4 separate regions of the Homo sapiens genome follow, and regions 2, 3 and 4 are each linked to region 1. The links are chromatin contacts, found by Hi-C or POLR2A ChIA-PET in ENCODE. All regions are on one chromosome and are shown on one strand. The core of a region is the stretch at or near the end of the contact, and the rest is flanking DNA. Distances in the headings are between cores, read along the strand shown. Region 1 has its middle 54 kb from the start of SYPL1. Region 2 has its middle 56 kb from the start of CTB-30L5.1. Region 3 has its middle 140 kb from the start of NAMPT-AS1. Region 4 has its middle 61 kb from the start of NAMPT-AS1.

Region 1 (2,877 bases), core at 159-2,658:
ACGCCCGGCCTAGCCACTGAGATTTTTGAGGCTATTTGTTATTGCAGCAAAACTTAATGAGAGCTTACTACTACACCCTCTCATCTTCCTCAATCTCTCCTCAAAGCTGCCTCAAAATTTAAAAAATTCTTTTATATACTCATGTGATACTTTCTCGCTTTAGGCCAAGTGAAAATAAAGGCATCTTCATAAACATTTGCTTTTTTTCTTGGTTCATGATATGACTGTACAAACTGCACTTGTGTATACGGCTTTAAACCCAGACTTCAGGCAGGGGGAACAGTCAGTGCAAAGGCCCCCAAGGCAGGGACGTCAGGAGTCCATGTGGCTTGGTCAGAGTAAGAAGGTGGGAGAGTGGTAGGGAGTGAGGCTCATGGAGTGAGAGGTGGGCAGTGTGGACCTGAGCATGGGCCCCAGAGAAGGTGCAGTTTCAGGACAGAAGCACAAGGTGGCACCGTGACACTCCCCTCAGTCACTGTGGACCGCATGTGCGGTGGTAGAGAAGACACATCTTCTTATCCTCCAAAATGGCTCTGCCAGGGAATGAAAGTCCAGCCGACTCCAGCAAATTAGAAACTGTACTCTTAGGACTGGAAAAGCTTTCGAGACCTCTCAATCAGGGAGGTTTCCATGTGGGGTCCATGATGCCTATGCATGGACTCCAGGACCCAGGGGATCCCCTGAATTGCAGTGTGCTTTTCAGGAGAAACCTCCAACATTTTCACTCCAAGGGGTCTATGACCCAAAAAAGGTGAAGAACCTCTGACTACCACTGGTGCTCCCACCAAGGCCAGACTTGACAAGAACTTCCTCAGCAACAGGCAGCCCCGGCCAATTCCACATTATTACCAGGTGCCTGGAGACCTGTGAGTCCTTTGCTATCTCAGTGGAGGCACCCAGTAATGCTTGGAACCGCTGGGCCTGAGGACACTCGGGCTCTCCTTCCAGAAACTAGAGCTTTTGTGAGGGGCCAGCAAATTTGCATACGTGCACCCGTGCACACACGCACACACCCCTCTCTCCACTGTCTTTAGATTGAAGAAATCACATCTTCTGCACATGAACGTCCTGTTGGTTCTCAAAGGTGCCTGGATGTTTCTGTGATAAGTAAAATATGATTGCACAATGTGGTTACTGAATTTGCAGTCACTTTGATCATTATATAGTTTCTCACCCACTGGATGTTTTATAGAAGTCTAATATAGAATTGATCTAATTGAAGTTTAATATATATTCGACTCTATGTGTCCAATATAATGAATGGGGCAGGGAGTCTGTCAGATATTTTGAGCTAAATGAGAAACTTCATAATCAAAATGGTGGGAGCCACAGTCTGGTGAAAGGGAGGGGTCGTGAGTGATGTCTGATGGCCAACAGGTGAGCTGGGACGGCGCAGGGGGCGCGGTGGGGGCAGGACAGGAAGCTGCGTGGGCAGCAGGTGGAGGGTGTGAGCAGAAGTGAGACTGGAGCCTGTGGGGTTGCTCAAGTGGAACTGCAGAAGGAGATCAAGAATGAGGGAAGATGCAAATTTTTAATTCAGCATCTTCTAAAAAAAAGTCCCAGAAATGACTGTATTTGCTATTGGTGTTTTAAAATATCCATTAAATACCACATTTGCCAGCATCACTTCTCTTATCCCGGCTGCTCTAGCAGCCTGAATTCTGCCTTTTTCTTCCCTGAGAGCTGGGCTCAGGGAACCCGCGTATCGACCTCAGGGGGTCAGGCCTGCAGGTGGGTGGCTCCCCTGGGACTCTTTAAAACCAAACCCCGAGCAGAAAGGAGAGGCTGAGGTTTGGGGCTCCTTTAAAGGCCTCCTCTCAGCTTGTCTCCAGTTCACTGCCTAAGAATGTCCTCCAGACACAGGCTCTGAGGCCAGAGCTATTGAATATTTATCAAGGCCTCCTGGCAGACGTGGGAGACTGAGAACAGGAAAATCAGGCCCAGGCGGGCATCTGTGGAGCCTGCCTGGGTGCTAGCCAGATGCTGCAAGATTCAAGTTGCCCGTTGACTCTGCAGAGCCTGCCCCGCCCTGTCCTCCCTCCTCGGGGAGGCGTGCATGGGCCTGGCTGCTGTCAGGGTGTTTGCTTCTTGTCACCATCCTCCATACTGACTTCCATTGCAAGCCCTGCCCCACTGTGGCTCCATTGTCTGCAGTGGCCTGGGCTGACCAGCTCAGCCTGGAGCCCTGCCCTGGGACGATGCGGGCTAACACAGTGACACAAAGCCCTGCTTTGTGGCCCTGACAGGAGGATTTATCATTAGCTGTGAGATGGTCCCTGGCAGATCCTGGCATGTGGTGAGCAGACAGATCTGTGCTGATCACAGTATTTTGAGTACCCCCAGTTGAATACAGCATCTGGGGCCCTCAAATCTGCCACATGGATCTTATGGCTTCAGGCTCACTGGCACCTTTTGTGTTGGCCGAAGTACGGGTAGGGGGTAGATTAGGAGCACTAGCTTGTACCCAGTGACGTCTGGGGGCTGGTTTACAGGAAAGGCACCCTAAGGTTGTGCAGGCCCTGACATGTGGTCCTCCTGGCATCTGGGGACAGCATGTCAGGTTTGGGGTCTGCCCATCCTTGCCTTGGGCACAGGTCCCCAAACAACAGCAGCATCCCTGTGGGTGGGATATCTGACCAGCAGAAAATGGAAGTGAATATCTCTTTGATCTTGGAGTGAGGAAGAATTTCTTAAAAATAACACACCAAAAAATCACAAATCATAAAAAAGAAAGATTCATGATTTCAACCACGTTAAATTTAAGAACCTTGGTTCATCACAGGTATTTTAAAGAAACTCAGAAGATAAGCCACAAGCTGGGAAAAGATATGTGTAGCACTTAAGTGACAAAGGATTAGCTTCAAGAATATATCGAGT
Region 2 (2,877 bases), core at 173-2,672, 480 kb after region 1:
ATTATTTTTTTTGTCTATGACTTTGTAAAACATTTTAGTATCTAGTGGTGTGAATCTTCCATTTTATGTTTTTATGTGGTATAGTTGCTTTTCCTAATGTGAACCCTTATTCTACTTTATATATTTTGGAAATAGTTTATCAGGTTCCCTACCCTCTCCCCACCCTAATCCCGCAGAAAAAGAAAAATTTTACCTGAATTTTGGTTGGATTTGCTATGAAATTATAGATTAATTTGGGGGTCAAATTAATATGTTTAAAAGGTTAAGTCAGTTGTGCAGAATCTGGATTTTATAAAAAATAAAAGTAAAATGTTGTTTCATTTATGAAACAGGATTATCAGGGAAACCACTACTGCTGGTCTCAGCTGCTTACAGCACCCAAGCAGTAGTTCACAGAGAAGCTGCCTCGAGTCTGCCACTGTCCCTACTTTTGTCCATAACCATAAATGATGACTTCTATTATCTCTTTCCAAATGTCATGCAAATTCCTCTCAGTAGCAGAATCAAACCCAAAAGCTCCATGGCAAGAGGCAGGGATAATGCCAAGTTGACAACTATCCACCCAGTACAAAAGAAAAACAAAAAGTTCTTAATAAATGTTAAGTGATTTTCAATAAAGTTTAAAACACACAATATCAAAGATATTTTGAGTCGAAGCATATTTTAACTGATTCAGTGATATGACATATTATTTCACTTGGAAGCATTTCAACTATTTTAAGATTTGCAGAGGCTCACATTTAAAATAGGATGAATCTTTCACAAGGAATAGTATTTCTGGAAAGATCAAACAGTCAGTATGATATAGTATTCCCTCACTGCTCACCCCTAGCCATAGGTTTATTAAACTGTACCTAGTAAGAACTTTATAATGTAAGAGGGGCATGAAGAATTTCATGACTGCCCAGACACCAGCAATAAAAATGATTCAATGTGGGGGTGAATATGATTTATTTTACATAATGTACACACTGTGTGTAAATGACTGAGTCATTATTGGTTATAAAGTATAAGTAGAATTATTATCCAGAACAGTGGTCTCCAAACTCTATTGATCATACATCTTTGTCCATAAAGTTGCTTTGATCATACACAAATATGGAAATTAAAAAATAAAATTAGAAAGAGAGTTTCTAACATTTCTTTCCAGTTTCCCAATGGACCACCTTATGCAGCTCTTGTGGGGCACACACCCCCTGTAATGAGCACTGACTTATCTACTCTCCTGTGTTTTGTCCACATTCTTCATCTAGCTGGTCAAAGCTAGGAACTGAATAAACGTTGCCCATTACATGTAGAAGGATGCGTTGATCAAGACCTAGAGTCAATACTAAATTAAGCACAAAACTGATCAAGAACTAGAGTCAAGTTCACTCCACTAAATATCATACCTGCCAGGAGGGGGCAGATGTGAACAGGGCGTAAGAAAATCCCTACTCAGAGACAGAGAATGTGGAAAAAACAAGCAGCTAGAGGGAGGTGGGGCACAAATTCTACAAGACACACTGAAGCCAGCCAGAGATAGCCCATGGCTAGAACAGGAAACAGTCTGAAAACATCAAACTAAAACCAGAATACAAAAACAACTGCCAAAGACAGAATAAAGAAAAATGCTGGGGTTGGGGATTTGGGTGTGTAGTTCACAGTGGTGAGTGGAAAAAAAAAAAAAAAAAAAAAAAAAAACCAGGAGCTTTCATCCAGAAGCCCAAAGCTGGAGTGAAGAAGAGCTTCAGACAGTGCCAGAACAAATTTCAAGAGCCAGGCAGAAATAGTCAGGACTTCCAGGGCTCAGAAGTTTATGAGGCAACTATTTTGAAACTATTCCTGCAAGTAAGACTCTTCTAAAAAAACAAACTAGTATTCTCAGTCTTGTGATTTCTGATCATAAGGAATTCTCATTCTTTCCAATCTGGGAGATATGCAAGGCTCTGGCAGACTTTTTGAAATGTTAGAGCTCAAAACACAAGTCAAGCAGTTATAGCACATTGCTGAGCAGACAGCACACATTCACTGAAGATTTGTTTACCATTGATTTATCCTGCATGAATGATGTTCCACAGAGGAACACTATCCATAGTGAATACCCCAGGGGCCGTGGAATGTGAAGGCTCTAATGCTCTTCAAGGACCAGGTGCTGTTCTAGGCCCCAGGGATACAGCAATGAACCAGATAGACAAAGCCCCTGCCCTCCTCACACTCACAATCTAGTGGGACAACAACAAATAAAGAAACAAACAGATAATAAATTCCAGATAGTGAAAGTTCAGTGAAGAAAATCAAGCAAGGAGATGGACTAGAGTATGCTGAGGGTGGAAAAGGTGGACTCTCCCTTAAAGAGTAGTCGGGGAAAAGACTTGTTTTAGAGATGTGAGCAAGCCTTGGGAATCTCTGAAGGAAAAGCATCCCAGGCAGAGAGAATAACAAGTGCAAAGTTTCTAAGGAATAAATGACTTGGTGTGTCTGAGAACACAGCAGAATGGCCAATGTGGCTGGAGAGGACCGAGTGAGAAGAGAGAATGTTCAAAAAGTGAGATTTGATGTTTAGCTTTTTCTGTACTTGTATAGGCCTGATTATGTGGCTTAGCTAAGGTTTCCTAAAGAATCTTCTAGTAGCTGCCATTGGTTTGTAAAATAAAATTGGGGCTGTAAAAATTCAAAAAAAAAAGTGAGATTTGAGAGGTAAGCAGAGCTTGACTTTGAAGGGTCTTGAAGGTCATGGTGAGGAGTTTAGATTTTAGTCTAATGTTATCAGATGTACTTTTTTTTTTTTTTTTTTTTTTTTTTTTTTTTTTTTTTGAGACGGAGTCTCGCTCTTTCGCCCAGGCCGGAGTACAGTGGCGCTATCCCGGCTCACTGCAACCTCCGCCTCCCGGGTTC
Region 3 (2,877 bases), core at 248-2,747, 370 kb after region 1:
TTTTTTTTCAGGTCTTGATTAGGCATAGAGTTTGTCTTCTTAGGAATTAAGCCCAGAAGAGATAACAGTTCCAAACCACGCAAAAACATTTGTTTGACTAGGCTTTCTAGTAAAACACCACTCATCTTTCCTTCCTTCCTTCCTTCCTTCCAGTCTTTATTTCTTGACTGTGGTTCATCTTCTTTTTAAAAAAATTATCTCTTTTATATTGAGGCTTTCTATAAAGCTTCTACAAGTGCTTTTTGGAAGTAAGTTGGATTTAAGGCACGTGTAAAAGCCTGTGTCTCTCAAATTCCTCTGCCTAGAGTGAAACAGAATCTTAGTGAGAGATACAAAACAGCATTCTCTGGATTTACCCAAATCCATTCTGCAGCTGCTCCAACCACACACATCCTCACATCAAACTCATCCCCTAAAGTCTGGGATTCTCCAGGGATTATCTTACAGATACTGAGCATGACTGCCCACTGCTATGTGTGGCACCTGCTACCTTCTTCCTCACCTGCCTCTGCTTACGGGACTGGGGTCTCCATTGCTGCTGACAACCAAGGCAGCCTTAGAGAGCAGCACGTCTATGCTGGAGCACAGTGGAGGTGCCCACCACCACCACCCATGACACAGCTGCATCTGCACAGGGTCAAGGACACTGACATCAGCCTGGCTTTTGGGGCTGGCTGGTGCTGCTCTTGCCCCCTGCTTCCTGTAACCTAGGGATGCTTTTGTGATGAACTATTTTTGTTTACACTTGTTTTTTATTCCAATACCCTCATCTCAGGACCCAGGCGCAGGACTTCCCAGGACTTCTGGCCCTGGGCGCTGGGCCAGAAGACATCAGAGTGACAGGCACTGTGCTGTTCCTCAAACCCCACCAGGACCACCCCAGTCTCCATTCTAGTCCTGGTCCAGTGCAACTGAACCTAGTAGGTGCTTCTATTTCCCCCTCCTGTGAAGAGAGTCTTTCCTAGGAGACTCCATCACTCAGGTATGCAGACCCACAGGTAGGTTGAGCCACACATCATCCTGGCATTCACAGACTTACATCTAAATCCTAATCAGGGAGAGGAAGAGGACACAGCTATCTTAAGCTCAGGTTCCAGGTACAAAGTAATGAATGGGTAATTGGATAAATTACTGAATAAAAGAGGGAGAGAGAAATGGAATGAAAAGAAAAAGGGAAGGAAGGTAGATAAGTAAAAAGAAGAAAATAAAAGATTCTGGAAAGTAGTTCCTAACCCAAGTTCCAATCTCTCTCTCTCTCTCTCTTTCTCAATCATGATGGGATGGGGAGGGCAGAGGAATATGTTAGGACAGACTCCTCCACTTCCGTTCAAGTACCAATAACTAGATGTAGAAAGAAAGTATGCAAATTAGAAGACTAATGTTCTAAAATGAGTAAGAGCCTATTTGCTCACTCTTGGCTCTTAGGAAACTAGAGAACTCATGGGGAAGGCAGGCAAACAGAAGCAAGATTTCATCAGAACACTGGCCCCTTGTCAATTTATCACTCTGGTGAAACAGCGTGACGCTTGGGATTTCCCCAGAACGTCAAACTGCAATTTTACATGTGCTGCTTGGAAGCAAGCTGTGTAACTTCCTGTAATAAGGATTTCAAGTATTCAAGCAATAAATCTGAGATGCCAGAGCCTCTCTTAACACTGTCCTGTAGCTCAGCAACTCCAAATTAGCACAGCTCCACACATCCAAAGCCTGGAAAGGGTGGAAGATGAATATGAACGGACAGATCCCTCATGCTCACCCTTGGTGGTGAATTGAGTCATCAGCTGAGTATGGAAAGGAGTGGGGAACAAGCTCACAGGCTCTTTGTCTCCTTCGACTTTTGTTTCACATTTGCCAGGAGGTAAGGCCTTCATACCTGCAGCTGGGTCAAGTATCTGGAAACACGTGGGCTGCCAGCAGAGCCACTTCATGTCAGCATCAGAGTACAAAGTGAGTGTGAGACTGAGTGAGAATGTGAACTGCCAGGGTATTCCTACCCGTGTGGCCCAGGCCTGGCTGCAGGGAGGGCAAAGTCTGGCTGCAGGGAGGGGAAAGGTCAGCTACAGGTCCCACCACACATGTCCTCCAACTGCACTTTCCTTGTTCTAGCTTGGCATCAGCCCACCTTGCTGTGTGCCTTGCATGCCTCCTTCCTCTTCCTTTAGGAGGGGATAGAAGGGTCCAGCTGAGGATAAATACAACAATCAAGTCTTAGATAGCATTTGACAGCTATTTGATGAATGAATAAATAATAGATGCATAAATAAATGAATGAACAAATAAGCCAACAACTGGGTGTCAACAGGCAGACACGCACATTTTACAAATAGGTATTTCCCTACTTCTCCAGCGTGATAGAGTGGAGATCAATGGCTTTCACAATATCTTGTTAAACCTGAAAGTTTAACGAAAATATTCTCTTTTACTGAGTCCTTGTTAAATTAAAGAAAATTAGAAACAGCTACATATAGCCAGGGTAGGGGAAGGGGATGGTTGGGTAAGAAACCGAGAAACTTGAAGAAGGGGAGCAGATCATTCTGGTGGAGTAGGGACACCTGCCTTACCTGCACTCAAACATTCCCAAGTGTCGACTCCCAATTCCCAGTGAAGGCTGGAGGGGTGATGTTAATACCTCACACTGATAATCCACAGTGCCTCTCCTCAGGGTCCGCTGACTCTGACACCTTTCCCTTCCCCACTCTCCTCCCTCTTCCCTTCTAGCTCAAAGTTTGGGTGAGACTGAAAAGCCAATCTGGCTCCCACTTGCAGAGGAATCAAGGCCCCCAGAGTTTCAGAACCCAGAGGGCCCTTCGCTTAACACAGCACCTTCCTGAGAACTAGAAACAGGCGTCCCGATGGTAGTCACAGCTTCACAGGTGC
Region 4 (2,877 bases), core at 164-2,663, 290 kb after region 1:
TTAATCATATCTCATACTTTTCATGAGGTTATGTCATCTTACTGCTCAGAAACCTCCAATAGCTCTCACGACTTAATCAAACTCCTTATCTTAGCATTGTAGGCCTTCCGGCTGTCATTCAGGCTTCATGGCACTTTATTAATACAATATTCCTTTCCCTTCCCCGCTACATGTCACCTATACTTTAGCCAAATGGGACCACATACTATTGTTCTAACCTGCTCCATAAATTTCTGCCTCCATGCTTTTAGAAATTGTATTCTCTGCATTCTAAATGTTTTCCTGTCATGTTGACCATAGAAGTGCTTCCCTTCCCTGAGATCTGTGGTAAGTGCTACCTCACTTATGACACCCTTCCTGATTTCCTCTATCTAGTGATCTCACTTCCCCATGGACTCTGAGAGCACTTTAGTGGTAACGTGTTTATAGACTTACCACATTCTTCCGGATATTTGAGCTGTTACTGTAACAGAGTCACGATGCTTACTTCCGCACTTGATGTTTTCCAAAATATTGATGGCTGAGAGTGAGAACAATCTGTTTTAATTCTGCCAGTGATTATTAAATTTATCTTTGAAGAAGGGTAGATCTTTGAGTTTTGGAGAAGAATAAGACTTAAGGGAGTTTTAGATTATACAAATGAAAGATAATCTTTTGGAATACAGAGACTCTGGTCCAATGTTTCTCAATTTGGTTTCCACAAAACCTTAAAGTTCAATATGTCATCACTAGGGGTTTGTAAGAGATTTTGATTTAAAACCTAGACATCAACTTTCGAAGTTTGCATACTTTGAGGATAGATAGTGGCTAAGCAGACATGTCAGCAATTTCATTCGGGGTCTTTCAGCCCCATTGTGGCAGTGTGCAATAGGATTGTATTTGTTTGTGCCCAGTTTGGTTTATGATGCAAGCTATGGGAGGTTACTGGTAACTGATGAGTGCTATATTGCACAGACGAGAGGGGTGGTAAATGGATGACATGAGTTTTTCCTTCTCTAACTATTTCCCCTAAACTCCCCTTATGCACTACAGGATGACTCACAGGACCAAACAAGCTTTGCTAGTATAACTAAAAATGAGGGGAAATTTAATTTTCATTCTAAAGGCTCAGCTGCACCCTGCCCCACCTCCTGCCCCCAGTTTTGTTGTGGTTACAAACATGGCAAAACATAGGTTGAAAAAGACTAAAAGTGATTTCTCCAGTGATTGATGAGTTTGGGGGGATTTTTAAATTTTACTATGCTCTTATGTTTTACACTTAACTCATGTTTGTATTTTATAAACATGTTTGATAACCCAATGTGGTAATTTTTGAAGGTGAGATGTGAGATGGAAGAGGAAAATTTTAGGCCTGGGGATAACCCTGATAAGGGTAGTGATGATGAATTATAACCTTCTGAGTCATTTTCCTGTGTGATTGGAACAAAGGACACAGAAAAAGTCCATCTTTATGATGAAAGACCCTTACCAAGGAGCTTCTATAGGCTGATTATCCAAATTTTCTTATTTTATTGAGAATCATCCATGTGAGGAGGCCAGCAAGATTTTTCTGTAAAGAGGCAGGTGGCAAATATTTTAGGTTTTTCAGATCACATGTAGTCTCTGTCACATATTCTTCTTTGTCTTTGTCTGCTTGTTTAAATGCTTTAAAAATGTAAAAGCCAATCTTAGCCCTGAGGGCTGTACCAAAGCAGGCCTCTGGTGAGGTTCGGCCCATGGGCTGTCATTTGCCAATCCCTGCTATGTCAAACAACTTAGAGATGTGGGAATGGCTCCAATAAAAAAAAAAAAAGAAAACCCAAACAAAACAAAAACCCTTAAATATAAGTCATAGGTATTCGAGAAGTAAAGATGCTGATTACTTTAAGCAGCTATTAGAATCTTAAAACAAACAGTAACTCTTGTTAAAAACACACAAACACACAAACAAACAAGAAACAGGTACATTCAGTGAAAAGGACCAGGGAGCAAGTTATTTAGTAGCAGAACTTACTGTCTTAAACAGGAAAAGTCACACAGTTGGTAAGGCTAACAATGTGATCATGTAAAATTACTGTGAATCAAAGGCTAGGAAAAGATGCACTACAAGAAACTGAAAAGGTTCCACAGCCTCAAACAGTGTCATATGGTGAAGTATTGATGACACGTCACACAACTTTGAAGAGGTTTTGTGACATACCCTGAAAAACCGCAGCTTCCTTTTCTAGGTTGATGAGTCAGGGGATTTCACCAATAAATGTCATACTTAGCATTTGTAAGATTTGCAAGTAATTGTGAAATTCAAGAAAACAAAGAGTGGCCCATAACAAGGAAAGGCCAAGATATAATTAATGTTTGGCCTTCATATCTATAAACAAAAGGTCTAAGAACTACATTGACATGAACACTGATAGTGCTCTGTCAAATTTGGTTCTATGAGAGCTTTTGCATCTTATTAAATGAAAAAAGTTTCTCACATTTTCACAACACATTGGCTTCTTCAAAGAGAATGTCAAACATTCTTGGAGATGAAATGAAAGTTTTAGATAATATTACAAAATGGCTATCTTTGTTATATAAAGGCTAACTTGAGAATACTTTTAAAACTGAAAAGGTGTCGATAAAGGCCACAGAAATATCCTGCTATACACAGAAATTTGGTGGCTCAGCAGAGGAAGCATTTTCAACAGGGTGTTTGAGCTAAAAGATGAAATTCAAAAGTACTTTCAATATCATACTGGGCAAGTTTCGTTAAGTGTTTTGATGAACAATGGCTACAAAAAGTTGCCTTCTCAGCGGACATTTTTCATTATGTGAACAAGTCTCTGCAAGGCCCTGGAGAAAATGTTTTGACTTTGAGTGACAAGATTCTTGAATTTAAAAGGTAACTGAGAGGGA

Evidence for each region. Hi-C counts contacts between places; a loop is a spot of excess contacts on that map. ChIA-PET counts read pairs that join two places held with the same protein, here RNA polymerase II (POLR2A). Pooled maps may share reads with other maps.
Region 2: a loop to region 1 is called in a pooled map, with 2.3 times the contacts of the local background. The contact joins two enhancer-like sites. A Hi-C loop is called at or near these places in 10 of 37 single-sample maps with no recorded cell type and 5 of 50 pooled maps.
Region 3: a loop to region 1 is called in a map of sigmoid colon, with 2.8 times the contacts of the local background. The contact joins two enhancer-like sites. A Hi-C loop is called at or near these places in 2 of 168 maps with a recorded cell type or tissue (dorsolateral prefrontal cortex and sigmoid colon) and 9 of 50 pooled maps.
Region 4: a loop to region 1 is called in a map with no recorded cell type, with 11 times the contacts of the local background. The contact joins two enhancer-like sites. A Hi-C loop is called at or near these places in 9 of 37 single-sample maps with no recorded cell type and 6 of 50 pooled maps. POLR2A ChIA-PET finds 5 or more read pairs at or near these places in 1 of 52 experiments (activated T-cell).

What each region holds. Positions count from the first base shown.
Region 1 is chr7:106,056,668-106,059,544 of GRCh38, forward strand. No RefSeq gene overlaps it. Among named protein-coding and RNA genes, the nearest start is that of SYPL1, 54 kb to the right of the region's middle. RefSeq lists enhancers at 118-167, 678-727, 1,573-2,124, 1,808-1,967, 1,998-2,097 and a silencer at 2,438-2,557. Within about 2 kb of position 1,409, at least 17 of the 41 ENCODE cell types and tissues checked have a DNase peak (open chromatin) inside an H3K27ac peak, as active enhancers do; they include sigmoid colon, where a contact is called at or near this core.
Region 2 is chr7:106,541,254-106,544,130 of GRCh38, forward strand. No RefSeq gene overlaps it. Among named protein-coding and RNA genes, the nearest start is that of CTB-30L5.1, 56 kb to the right of the region's middle. Within about 2 kb of position 1,423, at least 9 of the 41 ENCODE cell types and tissues checked have a DNase peak (open chromatin) inside an H3K27ac peak, as active enhancers do.
Region 3 is chr7:106,423,639-106,426,515 of GRCh38, forward strand. No RefSeq gene overlaps it. Among named protein-coding and RNA genes, the nearest start is that of NAMPT-AS1, 140 kb to the left of the region's middle. RefSeq lists enhancers at 1,117-2,316, 1,700-1,799. Within about 2 kb of position 1,498, at least 21 of the 41 ENCODE cell types and tissues checked have a DNase peak (open chromatin) inside an H3K27ac peak, as active enhancers do; they include sigmoid colon, where a contact is called at or near this core.
Region 4 is chr7:106,344,623-106,347,499 of GRCh38, forward strand. No RefSeq gene overlaps it. Among named protein-coding and RNA genes, the nearest start is that of NAMPT-AS1, 61 kb to the left of the region's middle. RefSeq lists an enhancer at 1,515-2,714. Within about 2 kb of position 1,414, at least 4 of the 41 ENCODE cell types and tissues checked have a DNase peak (open chromatin) inside an H3K27ac peak, as active enhancers do.